2 separate regions of the Mus musculus genome follow, and region 2 is linked to region 1. Evidence: chromatin loops called from intact Hi-C (ENCODE). Cell type or tissue: heart. All regions are shown on one strand. Links, peaks and the distances in the headings refer to the core of each region. The heading gives the core; the rest is flanking DNA.

Region 1 (5,387 bases), core at 59-5,058:
GTCTTCCTCATGAATTACTGATAAACTGTACTATATAACTATATGTACTATATTTTATATGTACTACATGTTCTAAATGGCTTATTGCCATTAAATTGTAAAACTGAAGGTACGTGTAGTGGCTATTCCTGGTTGTCAACTTGACAATATTTGGAATGAACTACAATCCGGAATTGGAAGGCTCACCAGTGACCCTTATCTGGAGGCTTGGAGATCCTTATCTGGATCTTGGTTTGAAGATCTTGAGCCATAGTGGCTATGGATTCCAGAAGATTGAATCTCCGAGTTAAGGAACACACCTTTAATCTGGGCTATGCCTTTCATCTGGGATTAAAGGTGTGGTGGAACACACCTTTAATCTGGGCTACACCTTTTGCTGGAGACAATATAAGGACATTGGAAGAAGGGAGTCTAGCTCTTGCTCTTGTTCCTTTGCCTGCTTGCTGCGTGAGACTGAGTAACTGCTAGATCCTTGGACTTCCATTCACAGCTGCGACTGAATCATTGTTGGGAATTGGGCTGCCAACTGTAAGTCATCAATAAATTCCTTTACTATCTAGAGACTGTCCGTAAGTTCTGTGACTCTAGAGAACCCTGACTAATACAGTACGTAATTCCCCTTAGTGTTTGGATCAGTACCTAGGGAGTTAATGCTTTAAGAGTTGAAATAAACTCAAAATTACGATGTGCAAAATTTTTGTTTTAAGCAAGCATTACAAGTTCAGGTACACCAAGAATTTTCCATAAAGTAGAAACAAGGTAACATGCCTGTATCAGGAGGAATAACTAAATTGTGTTTGCAATATTGTTTTATTTTAAATCCCTACGCAGTCCAACTATAGTGGAACATTATTAATCCCAGGAAGAAGGCAGTATGACCAGATTCTGACCATCACACATGATATCATGCTCCTTCAATGGAAAGCAACAGAAATGTAAATTGAACTGAAACACAGAAATGGGTGTGCTTATCCAACAAGCCAAGAGTCAGGGTTTGCAGTGGCTGTGAGCATGTGAATCCAGGAGCTCCGAAGATGTGATTGAGAATTGTCCTTCCTCCAAAACTGCATGATTTCACTGAGGAAAACAATCTAAAAAGTGACGAATGGAAGCAGAGAGTGCAGTCATAGATCAGTGAACTGGTGAAGAGCAAACGGAAGGCACGCTGATCAGAGGGTGACAAGATCCACTTAGGAAGATTAAACATTAGTGATGTGCTGGCAGACATCATAAGGGTGGGCTAGGGTTATAACACCAGTTGGTAAAGAGCTAGCCCAGCATGCATAAAGCCCTGGGTTTCATCCCAGCACCATATAAACCAGGGAGAGTGGTACACTCTTATAATTCCAGCACTTGGGAAGTGGAAACAAAGGACAGAGAATTGAGGGTCACGTATGGATACATAGAGGGTCTAAGTTCATCAGTGCTACTTGAAACACTATCCCAAAAATTTGTTTTCATTGTTATTATTATTGTTGTTGTTATTATTATTATTATTATTATTACTACTACTACTACTACTACTACTACTACTATTACTATCGCCGTGTGCATACTTGAAAAATCAAATGTCTTGTTGGAGTTTAGGAAAATGTTTGACATCATGGCAGACTTAAGCAAGTAAACTCCACCAAGGAATGAAGCCCTCCTTGCTCCATCCTTGGGTTGTTCTCCTGTGAAATTAGATGACACCTGCAGTTTAGTGACATGGGTGTTCCTCTCATTTCCCTTGCCACACACTTTCCAAGCCTAGTCAGCAACATCCGCCATAACACTGCAGAAATTCCTCTCAATGCATTCATAGCCATCCTGAAATCCCTGGGAACTGTAGCTCAACCCTGAAGTACATGCCCTACCTTCTCCCAGCATCTCCCTTGTTACTAATCCTGATGCTTGCACCAGGGGTTCTTGTCACTGAGGGACTTAGCCATTTAGCATTTAACTCTCAGATCACAGAAGGAACAAGTAAGAAAGAAACTCTACTGTGACTGAGGCTCCTTCTATTCTCCCTCTTGCCCTGAGCTGCTCTAGAGTCCCATGTGGGCTCTCCCAACAGCAGTTCTTAGAAAAGAGATACAGTGCTGACGTTGTGTGTCAACATTGCATCTATAGCCTTGGTTCTCAAATTTGCCCTTGCCAGAGTACTGCTTTCTCTGGGTTTCTTTTAACAAAGTATTACAAGAAAACCGTGTGTAGAGGGAATAAAACTGCCAAAAGCACTATTAGGATTACAAGAAAAGAAGCTAGTGTGTCCTAGAAGTGTGTGGTGACAGCCCTCCCTTCCCCTGTGTCTTCTGCAGGCTGCTGCCTGCTCCTGCAGGTGCTGTGGCTCAAACCCCAGGAGATACAAGATGTTCAGTTGTAAAACTGCTCATCTGCAGGAAATATTGACCGGTTTAAAGATCTGCCTCACAATTAAGGTGTGTGCATAGATTACCCACACAGCACCTGCGGGAAAGACAGAACTAAAACGAAGGAACAAAGCCAACTTCTCCCAAGACAAAGTCAAATGAAAACTATATGCCTTAGCTAATTCTTTCATGTCTTAATTTACTGCGACCGAGGAAGCCGCTGAAAGCTGCCCTAGCATTGTATTGATTAGAATCCTACTTAAATTCCACCTATTGACTTTCTAGCCCCTGTGGAAGGTTAGGGAGGAATGGCACTGTCCTTCCTCTGTGCATTGAAAACTGCTCTTCACTCTGAGACTCTTATCTTCACAGACCTCTCTGAAGTATTTGAAATGGGCTAAGAATGGGGGGGGGGGAACAAAAGCAAATAAATGAACTAAGACCCCCCCCCTTTTGCTGGGACAGCCATGGTATGCCTACTGTTGCCTGGTACACCGGGTAACTTCCAGCACCTTCTTTCTCTTGTTGCTTTTCCTTCATTCCCAGAAGGCCTGGACTAATAGGGGAAGCAGAGGCCTAGCCCAGGAAGCCTGTGTTTTCCTTCTCTGGCCTTTCCTTTGATGACCTCAGTGTTTGCTCAGCAGCTAGACACTAGCCAGAAACTCACAGCCTTGTCTTGTCACAACGAAAATTCTTTCTGTTCAGAAAATAGCCATACAGGAAATGTAAAAATAGTAAAAGGCAAAGGCGAATGGCAGCCTCAAGGAAGGAAAGGGACCCTGGTAGGCCAAGACACCTACGGTACGCTGTGTCTTCTGGGTTCTTCCCTCATCACAAAAACTTTCCTAAGATGACCTGCCATTTCATGTGTAAAGTCTTCAGACTATACAAATAGCTCTTTTCCCTTCCACGAAACTTACTATCAGGATATGGTGATGACAGTCGCCGCTGTTACACCTCCCACCTTTCCGCTGTAGAGAGATGGGACTCTGTTTCAGTTGCAGAGAGAAGGCTCTATTTTCACTGTTCAGAAAGAGAAACAGCTAGGCAAGCTGACCTATGCTGAGCCACAGGCAGTTTGTCCCCAGCCCTGCAATCCCCAGAGTATCATTCACACCAAAAAGGAGGAACACACACAGAATGTATGGAACAGACAAGTCGTGATATGGTGGCTTGAATATGCTTGTCCCATGGAGTGGCACTATTAGGAGGTGTGGCCTTGTTGGAAGAAGTATGTTGCTGTTAGGGTGGGCAATGAAACCCTAGCGGCCTTCAGATGAAGATGTAGAACTCTTAGGTCCTCCTGCTCCATGCCTGCCTAGACACTGCCATGCTCCCACCTTGATAATAATTGACTAAACCTCTGAACCTGTAAGCCAGCTCCAATTAAATGTTGTCCTTTATAAGAGTTGCCTTGGTCATGGTGTCTGTTCACAGCAGTAAAGCCCTAACTAAGACACATGATCACAAGGAAACAAGACTGGATAGTCCATGTTAACACCCAACTGAGGAACTAGATGGCTATCAAATGGAAGCCAGAGATAACTGAGGATTTCTTTAAGAGACTTCAGCAATTCTGGGAGCTAGGTCTTAATTCCAAACCCTTGCAATCTTTAGAACTCCAGTTTTAAATATATATAAAATCTCCAGACTTAGGAACAAGACTTAATTTTGGACAAGAGATAAAAATCAACTGCGTTACCCAATACTGCAGCTAACATGTAGAAAATGAACCATTTCTGTATACTGTATGCTGTATACTCATGTTCCTATATGTTCTTTTCTACATTTCCTTAGGAACTAACTCTGAAAAACATAAATTGGAGTCCAAAAACATTTGAGATGTAATCCTTGGAAGCAGTAGAAAGGCCACAGGACTGAGAAGGAGGAAAAGGCATTCAGAGAAGCTCTGTTCTCACTGTGCATAAGCAGAGCTCAGTAGTGGGGCAAACATTGTATTAGTATGTTGGGCATCCATCATCCACTGTGTTTGAGGATGCTATAGGAAAGTCCTAACTTCCAGGAACTCCCAAGTAAGGCATCAAGTAGGGAGATGCAAATGGAAGTTGAATCATATTTCCTCCTAGACAGTGATGCCACCTACTACAGTCTCCCTACCAGAAAACCAAATGTTTATCTTGATTGCAGTAATTTAAAAGAATTTTCCACCTGGTGGCACAAGTCTGTGATGCTGGCTACTTAGGAGGTTAACATAGGAAATCTCAACTCCGTGACCTGCCTGGGAAGCTTTTGAGGCATAGTCTCAAATTGAGAAAGTGATCTGGGTGGTGTAGCTCAGAGGTAAAGCACTTAACTAGCATGTCTGCATCCTAAGTCTGACCCTAAGTACAGAAGAAAACAACAAGCAGACCAATCTCCACATACTCAAAGAAGAGGCCCTCCCTGGTCCAGGCTGTCCACACAACTGCTTTCTTTGCCAGATACCTGATGCCAGGTCACAAACATTTTGATTTTAAAACCACGGACTGTGCATCTAACTTAAGAACTGCTGGAATTGGTTATAATGGCAAAGACGTATAATCCCAGGATGATCTGAAAGCTTAGGAGGAGGAAAGTGTTGTTTCCTGCTTGTGCTTCCAGAAGTCTGCAGAGCAGGGTTCCCATGATGGATGGACAGTCTCATGACACTTGAAACGATAGGATGGTTCTGTGTTCCTTCTCAGAAAGTTTGGGAGAACACACAGCTGGGACTGCCTTTGTGCTTTGGAGTAGATGGGATTAAGGAGAGTGAAGGCTTTGCATCTGTAAAGTCAGGATCCATTTAACTTAGACATCATGGTCAAGGATCTAAAAGACTTTGCCTCCTTTGTGTTGTGGTCAGAACCACAGAGCAGTGCACTCATGAAATGCAGTAGAGCTCCCTCCCTGCCCTCTGAAAGCCTCAGTTCAAAGGGTAGATCTGCACCCGGGCAATCCTAGGCTCCACTTGCAAATATAAGTAAGGCTGTATTTTAAAAAAGAAAGGGGACAGAGGATGATGATGACCTCGGGGTGCATGTCTAGCATATAAGGGGG
Region 2 (5,387 bases), core at 184-5,183, 260 kb before region 1:
GCATAGTGAACATCTTCCATAAAAAGATCTTGCAGTTAGTGTCATATAATATTAAAGAATAAATAAGAGGAAGTGCTGCTGTTAGTGGTCCTTACACATGAAACAAAAGAGCAGGAGGAAATATAAGAAACAATGTAATATGATGTAAGTATAGTGAATTCCAGCAATGAAACATAGAAGTGATTTAGAAGATGTTAAAATTTGTTTTATAAGATAATAAGTTTGCCCAGTGAGCTGTGCATTGGATTGGCTAAATTAGAAGATGGTCATGGCCGGGAGTGGTGGTGCACGCCTTTAATCCTAGCGCTCTCGGGAGGTAGAGACAGGCAGATTTCTGAATTTGAGGCCAGCCTGGTCTACAAAGTGAGTTCCAGGACAGCCAGGGCTATACAGAGAAACCCTGTCTCGAAAAACCAAAAACCAAAAAAAAAAAAAAAAAAAAAAAAAAAAAAAAAGAAGATGGTCATGGCATCACCATGTGGCATTTCAATGTAGTGATTGTTGTCCAGAAACCAACCTGTATATGAACATAAGTGATGTCTGGTGAGACACACAGGTGATCGAGAATCAAAGAGAAGATTAATTTTATTCAACACCTAGAATGGCTTTGCCTGTCAACATCCAGTACCCTCGGATGTTAACCCAGCCAGGAAGGGGGTTTAGTGGAATCTATTCATGTCTTATGTAAAATTTGAATGCCCGGCCTACTAGACACCAAGACCGTTCTTGCTTTTTCATTGAGAAGGATGACTTATGCATAATTTCCTTTGTGCCATAAACATTGCCTATGTTAGTTAAAGTAGCTTTTCAAAAGTCTTTTTAGGGCTCATGTGTAGCTGTTTACATATCTAAAATATTTTTCTTATTTACCAGTAAAATATGTGACAGAGATTTTGTTTTCTTTCTTTGTAGGCAGGTTATATTATCAAGAATATTGACAGCTAACTCGCACTGAAAGCAATGGGTGGTATTGTGAATTTTTGGAATGAATCCCTGTGGTGTGAGTTTTTTTATTTTAGAGTTTGGACCACATATTTGCATATCTATATCAAAAGTCAGAGATGCTCAGTTTTCTATTATGTGCAATCACTAATACATCCATTCTGACATTTTCCCCAATGTTTCCTTCCATATCTAGTTGCTGACATGAAAATATGAGATTAAAAAGCAGTAAGGTAAAGGCTGAAAGAAATAGTTTCCAAGGTTATTTTACTTTTCTCTCATTTACCTTGAAAAACACAAACAAACATGCTCCTCGAGTAGCTAATACAGTGGGGGAGATAGCAGTTTTCTAGTGCAGCATAGAATTAAAGGGTGCATTATATCAAAAGGGTCTGTGGTCTAGTACAGTGCTGTATGGTTTGAAGTTTCTATGAAAATATTAAAATCCTTTAAACATTCCATTTTCAGAAATATTATGGACAGAGTTATCTAAATTATATCTTCATCCTTTACAACCTAGATTGAGTACAGATTGTATATTTTTGAAACATGATTCAGGCACTTAAAATGACATTTATTAGTAATTATGACTGCTTTGAGTTACAAATAATATACCAAAACCTGTTTCTTGAAGATTTTTGTGGTTCAATTACATATTTTTGGAAAGCTGTATATTTTCCTCAAATTCTGATCCCTGGCAGCTCTGTATTTATTCTCTGAAATGTGGAAATATTCTCTTAGTAGACAAGGAATGTTCAAATCATGAGTTGTCAGTGTTTAGTGCTCATGCTAGAGGGTAGAACTTAGAGTTCTTCACAAGCTGCAACAGCTATCCTGAGACTTGGGGACGTGAAGTCACAAATATTTGCAGTACTGATGAGCTATGAGTACTTCTACATCAGGCCCAGCTCCTGTGTGTCTACTGAGCTGTGAGTTGAAGAAGTTGCTCCTCTGATTTTGGGCTGGGATCTCTTGGGATCTGTTTTGGGGTCAGCTAGCTCAAGGCAGGTCAAGAATTGCCTCTACTGCTCTGTAAGTGATCCACATTCCTTTATAATTGACCCAGCCCAATCATGTTCTTGCGGGGAAAGAAGATAAAACACTAAGGTCTCTTAAGGTGCCTCCATCCAAAAAGGTACTCCATCAATTATGCAGCATTCTCAATGCCAAGGCACGTTTCTAGTTTGCCTTAGATTGGAGGGGCAAAATAGATTACCCGGTAGTACAAAGACTCACCAAATCACAGTGATGAAATGACTGGATAATATGAAAAGTGGGAGTTGAGGCTATTTTTGCAGTTAATCTTTTTCTTCCAGAAGATGGCTTCCACAAAGTTAGAGCCACCTAGAACCTGGGCCTCCAGTAGCCAGAAACATTTGCATTTGTATCTTTGCTATTAATAGTGTCAGTTCACAAAGCCAGATGTCCAAAACTGTTATAGAATTTAGAATCATATAAATTAAACTCACCATTACTATTTTTCGATATTATAATTTTCAACTATTTATTTATTTATATATCTATTTATTCATTTATTTGTGTGTGTTCATATACTACAAAAATCATGTGGAAATCACAAGGCAACTTGTAGAAGTCTGTTCTTTCTTTTCACCATGTGGGTCACAGAGATCAACTTAGAAAATAATCACTGCCTGCTGCGGCTGCTCCTGCTGCAGCAGATTGTTGTTGTTGTTGTTGTTGTTGTTGTTGTTGTTGTTGTTGTCGTCTATGATCTCAGTATTATTTTTAACTATTTTACCTAATTGTTGGAATGCTCCATAATGGTGGGCCATTCATATCTCCACCTCAGAAAGCAATCCCTTAAAGTGTGCCTGGTCATGCTGAGTACTTGGAACTGAAAGCCATTGGAAGGCCACAGAAAGCTAATTCTCTTTCTGACCTCTTATCCTTTCTCCTGCTACGTTGTCTAAGAATCTTAGAATTGTTCTTCCTCAAGGGAAACACTAATCCCTCACTGAAAAGCACAGTATGGAGATGCCCAGGTAGATATGATAAAGGCTAAAGGTGATAGCTTCCTGCATGGGACTCTGAGACCTATAAGGGGCATTGGGTTCAAATTGAGGAAACACATGGACTATAGGTAGAAGACAGTGAATCAGCACTGGCTCATTAGTTGTGAAAATTGTGTCCTGTGGATATAAGACACTTATAGCAAAGCTCGGTGTGCTATGGAGCCTTTGTGAATGAACAGGTTTATGAAAACCTGAAATGGATGCTCTAAGCCAGTGGTTGTCAATCTTCTTTATGCCACTATTCTTTAATACAGTTTCTCATGTTGTGGTGACCCCAAATATAACACTATTTCATTGCTACTTCATAACTGTGATTTTGCTACTGTTATGAATAATATCTGTGTAAATATCTGTGTTTTCTGATGGTCTTAGGCAACCCCTGTGAAAGGGTCTTTAACCCCCAAGGAGGTTATGACTCACAGATTGAGAACCACAGCTCTGAGCCATTGAAAATTATGAATTACAATACCTTGCATCTTTGGACCAGGTTTCTTACGTTTAAAATCAGATGCTTGGTTTTATTATACTGCTTGGTTGAAAGTGATGATCCTGCATGTGAATCTGGAGGTGAGTGAACGCGGCACTTTCTTGGAATGGTGATTCTTAGCTTTGTGTAATGTTACACCCCTAGGCTTATTAGCATTTTTTCTAAGTAGCTGAAATCACACTGTTAAAAAGTCAACTGTTAAAAGAGTCTATTTTCAGCCGTGCCACTACCCAGCTGTGACATGTGAGACAAATTACCTCACATTCGTCATTCTGTCTGCTGATGCCACACACATCGCTGCCTGTTCAAGACACTGAAGAGTTGTGGATATCTAGCTATCTAGCAATATGGTATTTTTGTTTTTCTACTGTTGATAGTCATGTAGTTTCATTACTAATTTTCATGATTCGTGTTCTAGTTTGATTAAAGACTCCAAATATAAGCTATATTATTTTGATTTACTATCAAAAAATCTAGTTATGAGTATTTTTCTACAGTGTTGGGTACTGAAAAGATTCTGAATGTTTTTTAGAGTCAAGTAGCATTTTAGTGATACATACATTGATGGAGAGAGATCACTGGCACACCCAGTTGCTATAAGGTCCCAGTAAATCAGCAGAAGCCATAAGAATACATGGGTATGATGGTTGACCTGTGAAGCAAGGCATATCAGGACTCTTGCAGGACTAGGAAGTAGTTTCCTGTGATAGCATTCAGCTGTCTACATGTAAAGATTCTTGCCACAATTATGGACCGCACAGAATTGAATAGACTGCTGGGAGTTTGCCATGTTTCAGGCTTTGTATGGCATATGTCACAATGTAGATAGACATACATATAGAGATCACAGCCCCCTGTGAATATTAAACTTAAGAACCCAATTCCATATCTTGTAGGACAGGCAGATATGAATTCGACCATATGGATCTTCAAGGCTATTAAGGAAGACATTGGCAATAAGGAATATATACATGAATAGTCATTTAAGAGAGTGATAGAGCTATGAGAAAGATAATGCTGAGGAATAGGAGAGAGGGTGATGGAAGATGTTTTTGACCTAGTGCATTCCTATTTATGTCAAAGGCAAAAGATGGATCTATTCACTTGACATCTACAAATAATAGAATTAATAAGCCAATAATTTGACATAAATTCTTATTACTTTTCTGTGTCTGACTATTTTCATTTGTTTAGATAGATTTCAACTTTGTGGTATGACAAGTAGGCCCCAGAATTATAAAAATAAACTTCTGTTACTTTAAGCCACTGAGTGGGTGGCAGTCTCACAACAGCCACGAGAAGACCATGCTATATATGATTTTAGTATTCTTCCTCATGCTTCCTGCCAAGAACACATGTACAGGCATATAATTGCCAAGTCAATGAATTCTGTGTTGATTAGGGCCAAGTATTTTTGTAAAAGAATTCCCTTAATTTATACTTCAGTAAGAGTAGGAAATCGATCAGATCAGGTTTTATACATCCTTACCCAAAGTTTGCAATTTATACCTTTCTGGTGGATGTGCTATAGTGACATAGGGCAGCCTGTTTACTCCTTTTACTAGCATGTTTGTAATTAAAATATATACAGTGTATTTAACTTTATTGAATTTGGTGTGTATTCTGTGACCACTTATGTATCAATTTATGAACAGTCTACCTTTATTTAGTTACTGATTTTTAAGGTTAACTCTGCGTGCAGGTGTGTACATACATGCATGTGCATGTGTAAAGGAATGCAGGTGCTAAAGGTAACCAGAAGTATTTTATCTTTTGGAGCTAGAGTTACAGGTGGTTGTGAGCCAGCCACCTTGGCTACTGGGAACAGAACTTGGACCATCTCTCCAGTTCTACTTCAAGTTATTATAATTTTAAAAGTTGTAATGACACACAGTTTACCAAACATAGGAAATCAGCCAAGGAAT

Evidence for each region. Peaks named below come from ENCODE experiments on the same cell type or tissue, not always from the same donor. Only the 100,000 strongest peaks of a DNase experiment are listed, where the experiment ranks them.
Region 2: it touches region 1 in a loop (1.8-fold over the local background); 2 of 42 quality-filtered maps call a loop at or near these places.

Annotation. Positions count from the first base shown.
Region 1 is chr2:135,272,153-135,277,539 of GRCm38, forward strand. All of the region lies in intron 9 of Plcb1 (phospholipase C, beta 1), which reads left to right. Among named protein-coding and RNA genes, the nearest start is that of 4930545L23Rik, 59 kb to the left of the region's middle. In heart, for the core only: no CTCF peak of the experiment used is centred there; no DNase peak of the experiment used is centred there; H3K27ac peaks cover 1,116 bases.
Region 2 is chr2:135,012,011-135,017,397 of GRCm38, forward strand. All of the region lies in intron 3 of Plcb1 (phospholipase C, beta 1), which reads left to right. Among named protein-coding and RNA genes, the nearest start is that of Gm39941, 97 kb to the left of the region's middle. In heart, for the core only: no CTCF peak of the experiment used is centred there; no DNase peak of the experiment used is centred there.